Regions from separate parts of the Homo sapiens genome. Here region 1 is linked to region 2. The links are chromatin contacts, found by Hi-C or POLR2A ChIA-PET in ENCODE. All regions are on one chromosome and are shown on one strand. The core of a region is the stretch at or near the end of the contact, and the rest is flanking DNA. Distances in the headings are between cores, read along the strand shown. Region 1 holds the start of ZNF385D (zinc finger protein 385D). Region 2 has its middle 44 kb from the start of ZNF385D.

What was found. Hi-C counts contacts between places; a loop is a spot of excess contacts on that map. ChIA-PET counts read pairs that join two places held with the same protein, here RNA polymerase II (POLR2A). Pooled maps may share reads with other maps.
Region 1: a map of heart left ventricle shows a loop between it and region 2 (8-fold over the local background). The contact joins the promoter of ZNF385D here to the enhancer-like site in region 2. A Hi-C loop is called at or near these places in 13 of 168 maps with a recorded cell type or tissue (MCF 10A, Right ventricle myocardium inferior, heart left ventricle and 2 more) and 9 of 50 pooled maps. POLR2A ChIA-PET finds 5 or more read pairs at or near these places in 2 of 52 experiments (WTC11 and activated T-cell).

What each region holds. Positions count from the first base shown.
Region 1 is chr3:21,749,851-21,752,610 of GRCh38, reverse strand. It overlaps ZNF385D (zinc finger protein 385D), which reads left to right and starts at 1,401. Exons shown (of 8, transcript NM_024697.3): 1 at 1,401-1,716. The coding sequence starts at 1,695.
Region 2 is chr3:21,794,009-21,796,873 of GRCh38, reverse strand. It overlaps a transcript of ZNF385D not described here. Among named protein-coding and RNA genes, the nearest start is that of ZNF385D, 44 kb to the right of the region's middle. Within about 2 kb of position 1,538, at least 5 of the 41 ENCODE cell types and tissues checked have a DNase peak (open chromatin) inside an H3K27ac peak, as active enhancers do; they include heart left ventricle, heart right ventricle and left ventricle myocardium inferior, where a contact is called at or near this core.

The DNA of each region.
Region 1 (2,760 bases), core at 152-2,651, 44 kb after region 2:
TTATAATCTAGCGTGAGAGAGGATATTGTTCATTGCACTCTTCACAGAGGTAGAATACAGTTAAGCTTTTATGCAAGATTGCACAGAAAGCCGTTATTATGAGCTTCAGCCCCCTAGTTTCTATGCACATTAAATCCACCAAGAGATATAGAATCGCGTAAGGAAATGCTATAGAATATTTTAATATCAAAATGTAGAAATCTTTGCTATCACACTTTTATAAAAGCCCAGATTAAAAATATATCAATTGCATTCTTCCATAGACTACAGTTCTTTGTTTATATTTGGTTCTTAATTTCATAAATGTCTATAGAAATTTATAAGTTCAAATGTTCCAGTACGTAAATTGGTTCCCAAAGTGATGAGTCCTTAGGAAACGGAACTTGCTGTATGAGTTTATTTTTTCCATGCTGTGCATTTAAGTATTAATCAGCACAGCTTTCAGGGATTTCTTTCTAATATCCTTTTCTATGTAAGATAAGGACTGCAATTCATTATACCATTGGAGGAGCCAGAGGCTTTGCTAAGCTTTGCCTTTCTTGACCGTTCATCTCAAATTTAATGAGAGCGTTGTGTGTGTGTGTGGTGGGGGGGGGAGGGGGGTGGGTGTGTGTGTGTGTGGCTATATTATATTGGTGACTGGACTCTAACTATGGCACAATGTTGGTTGCCTTTCAGGCTAATCGTCTCTCCGTTTCAGGAGGTCAAAGATCATTTCAGCCTCAGTGTGCTTTCTACCTGCCTACTAAGGGAGGCAGCAAATTTGGTCCTGGGCAACTGAGAGGTGACTTTTATCACCAGTTATTTTTCTTCACATCTTTCTATCAACATAATAGCTCAGGGAACACTCAAGAAATAAAAAATTACACTTCACCAAGTACTAGCTTTCTGGGATGTGATCACTTCTAAGTGTGAACCTCTATTACCCTAGCAGTGGTCCCTGGCGTTCCTTTTATTCCTCTTATATATAAACATCACAAAAAATAACAACAAACCCTCAAGCCCACAGCAAAGAGAATGCAAGCACGGCACCATCCCTCTTCGTACTGCCGTTTTAACTTGGTAGAGGAGGTTAAATTTTGGAGAGAATGGTGGCATTCACAGGAGGGGCGGGGTAAAAGTGTTGTCTAATTACACGTTAATGGCAGAACTCGCCTTAACCACGTCCCTCCTGCACAGTGGTGAATTTCTCCTGTGTGTTCCTGTGTGGATCCCGACACTCTTCTCGCTTTAAGAGAGCCTCCCGCGCCCCTCACTCCGCCCCTTCCCAAGTCTCTGGGCTCGTCAAAGCTTCCCGAGAGCCATGGTTGGTCCAGGCAGGCAGTCGGAGCACCTCGTGGAGCGGCTGCTAACCCAGGGTGGGGTGGGGTGGGGTGGAGGGGTCTGCTTGTAGTACTCTCAGTCCTGATGTCACAGGCGCGGCAAGGACATCGCAAGGAGGAGTCGGATTACAGTAAGGATGGGCAGTGCAGCAGGCAGCCCGAGCGCACTCTCCAGCCGCCGGGGATCTTAGCCCTGGAAAGGCAGCCTGCAAGGCGCTCATCCCGCGGAGGAGGCACGCTCTCGGCGCTCACTGCTCTCCACGCCGGGGACATTTCCACCGAATGTAGCATGAAAGGGCTCTGCTCTACGTGCCAGCCTTGGGTGAGAGCTGATGCTGAAGACACCGCGGTGGGATTCCAGCTGTCTGATTAATGAGAAACATAATGTATTTTGGTGAGTGTTCACTCTGATGATGTAATTCTGGGGGTGTCCGGCTCTTCATCCGTGCAGACAAGCCCTTAAAAAATTCTTTAAGCAGCAAGAATATGTTACATTAAACCTACCTCCAGTTGGCAACTGGAGGACCAAGCCGGTGCAGCCTTCAAAGCTTCCTTTGTGCCACAACTGGGGCTGTTAATTTAGCCGTGGATGAGTTTAAGTTGGAAAAGAAAAGAGACAGGGACATGTGGAGGGGGCGGGGGGGTAAACTTTGCCTTGATTTGCCTGAATGAAGTTGGCTCTTTTAGCTAGGTGAAGGAGAAATAGTGCAGCGTGGGAAGTCATGAGCTAACTTAATGGAATGTGAAACAAAGTTTCTATACAATTGATGCTGTGAAAGCTTAGTCAATATGAGCATTTCATTCAGTATTTGCTGGTTTTTCTTGTTCTGAGGCGGAAAAGGAAAACATTGTCTAGTGAGCAGTGTGGTTGAGCAGCTGAGAACACTTCTCTATATCATCTCAGTGCTCTGTCTAGCTAGGAGCAGCCTAGCACAAAATGCATATTATTTGAAACCTTTAGAGGTCTCGGAGATGTCAAATATTTGTGCAGGTCAGTTTTGTGCCACGGTAGAAACCTCAGTTAGGTTTTCAGTTGAGCTGCCTGCATTTCCAGAAAGCATGTTGAGGCTTGGATCCGAGCTATCAGTTGAGCACTGGAAGTGGGCTTGGAGCTGTGCATTTGCACTCTAACGCCGCAACTTACTGCTAGTACAGGAGGCAAGCCCCTTCACTAAATAAGAAGAAGTCAAAGATAAGGACTGAATATTTGTTCCTCCTCTCTGAAGTTATGCTTTCCTTCTGTAAGTCCTATCTGGCGTCATCATTTAAGGGCATCTATGCGATATTAAAAGGTTTGATAGAGCAACTGGAGAGGGGCTAGGAAATGTATCCAAGATGCAAATGCTCTGATTTCTTGGTTTGCTTTAAATATTAAATCTAGCGTCTTCTTTCAGATTAAAGAGGTATTTAGATAAACTTAGGTTGGGGCACTATTAGT
Region 2 (2,865 bases), core at 289-2,788:
GTCAACAAGTTACCAGTGCCTTGTGGACTGAGTTCAGTGTCTGTGAGCAAGGACTTTTGGTCAGCCAGATCTGGGTTCAAATCTAGCTCTGGCACTAACTAGATGTGTCACCTTGAGTAAGTCACTCTTTGAGCCTCATTTTCCTTATCAACAAAATGGCCATCATCAAACCCAAATGTCATGTAGATGTGTTCCTGTGTTACCTTCCATGATTTTTATAGTTTTGTATTTTACATTTATGTCTGTGATCCACCTTTAGTTTATTTTTGTGAAAGTGTAAGGTCTGAAGGTCTGTGTGTAGATTCCTTTTTAAAAAAAAATTTTTTTTGCATGTGGATATCCAGTTGTTCCAGCTTTTGTTGATGTGATGAATTACATTAAATAATTCTCAAATTTTGAACTAGCCTTGCCTACCTAGGATAAATCCCACTTGGTAGTGATGTCTAATTTTTTACGCATTTTTGGATTAGATTTGCCAATATTTTGTTGAGGATTTTTGCATTTATATTTATGAGAGATATTGATTTGTAGTTTTCTTGTGGTGTTCTTGTTGGGTTTTAGTATAAGGATAATGCTGGTCTTAATAGAACAATTTAGGAAATGTGTGTGGTTTAAGCTGCTAGATGTGTGGTAGCTTGTGACACAGCAGTGCAAAGTTAAGACTGATAATTAGTTACTGCAGCAGTGAGGTTCTCTAATATGCTCCGACTCTGGCTTAGCTCCAAGGAAACAGGAAAATCTACCAGAACTTGATTACAAAAAAAATAAACAGGAAAAGCAACTGTTCATAGTGTCGAGATCCAAATGCCAAGTGGGAGAAGAAACTGAGAGTTTTCTGGACTCTGCTATGATAGTATTGCCACATAGTCATTTCTATTTGAGAAAATTACCCTAGACTATTAGATCTTTCAAATGTATGCCTTAAGTTCTTTTACTTACCTTTGTAGCAAATTATTAGCTTTTACATGCTAGGTCTTGAATTAATATTCTTTTGTTTGTTAAAAATCATATTTTCTGTTTGCCATTGAGAATAGCGCCTGTCATTCTTCTTCTGTGCTATTTGATAGTCATACTGAGTGCCTATAATCTGAAGTGGCATTAGTGGGAGAAAAGCTTTTTATTTTATTTTTTAATTTGTTTGCCAAGTAGCCAGAGTCAGAATTTCTTCCCACAAATTCACTGAGTGTTAGGCACCTATGACATTCTGTCCCCTTCTTTATTTTTCTCCCACTAGGAGACATCCTAACCTTCTCTTCCATGGAAATATCACAATTACTTGAGCTTATCTTTCCTGTTTCAGGAGCCAAGGGAAAGGATTTTTAAAAATTTTTATTTTAGCTTGTTTTCTCCCCGGGTGACATAAAAAGTACATTGTCTCCCTCACTGTCAATTATTTTTAGACCCAGCTTTTCTTTTGCACACGGCTACCATTCCACCAAAGTGGAGCAGACGCTAATGGCTATGTGCCCCGCCCTCAGCCAAGTGTCTGGCAGTGGCCACTAATAAAACCATCTGTTACTGGGGTGAGTCCATAGCCTGTCACTGCTGTGATCTGGGGAGGCACAGACTTTCCAGGCTTCTTCGTTATTAGAGGTCCAATGGGGCCCCTGAGGCCTACAGCAACTGTGTACATAATTACATGAAAAAGACTTAGATGGCTTTTCCATTCACACTGGGTGATCTTAGAGCAGGCAAATACTGTTGTTAGATAACTAAGCCTGAAGGGTGAGCTGAGGACAACCAGGGCTGGAACACTCTAACTTAAGCATTTAATTCTTTTATATTAAAACTTCTTCAATTTGATTTAATTAAGGATCAGGTACAAATAATTTGATACAACACTGAACCTACAGCGGACACTGACTATGAGAGTATTAGTAAAAATATTAAGCTTTATTATAAAAGGTAGATAGGCACCTATGATTTGTCAATATTTGCTGATCATTATTTTACTTAATTGTCATAATAGCATTGTATGATATGTGACAATATTTGCAATGTTCAGATGAAGCTCAGAGAGGTAGGCTGTAGAACAGGAGGTCACACAGCAGTGGTAAGTGACAGAACTAGGGTTTCAGATTGAGCCTTTTTCTTACAAACTCTTTTCCCATTACACTCCTGGTGTGTAAGCAGCAGCAGCTTTAAAATTTACCATTATTAAAATGTAATCGCCTCCTGGATGACTCTTCCTCCCATCCCAATCTAACATGCTCAGGGTTCATGCTTATAAAAGAGACCCCCAAAGTTAGCTAGCCCCTTCCATCCTGTGAGAACACCACAAGAAGGCATTGTCTATGAACCAGGAAACAAGCCCCCACCGCATATCAAATCTCCTTGCATCTGGATCTTGGGCATCCATTCTTTAGAACTGTGAGAAATAACTTCCTGTTGTGTATAAGCTACCCAGTCTATGGTGTTTTGTTGTAGCAACCTAAACAGTTTCAGAAACTTTCTAATCCACTGTGTTTTCTGTCGTTTCAATGACACTCTGGCAACTCTAGCTTTCAAGAGGAGAGGTGGCTCAGAGGCCAGAAGTCCTCAGGAATGTCCAGTCACCTTACTAGATCAGAAGCTCCCAATGGTCTAAGCTCTCTATTTAAGCTCTTAGGTTTAAAACTTCTCTTTTCTTCTCTTTTAATTCTCATGACTACACTCCTACTCCCCAAGCAGCAAGTTGCATATGGTGGCGGAGAACGCAAAGGTAGAGATCAGGTGCCTTCCTTGGTCACGAAAAGAAATTTTGCTACGCACATAAGGCTCTCATTTGTTTTTCTTGATGACACTGTCAGCAGTAGTTTTTTACATCCCTGGTCATTCTTTGTGCTCTCTCCATATCTTCTTCCATCTTATGTCCCTGATCCTTGA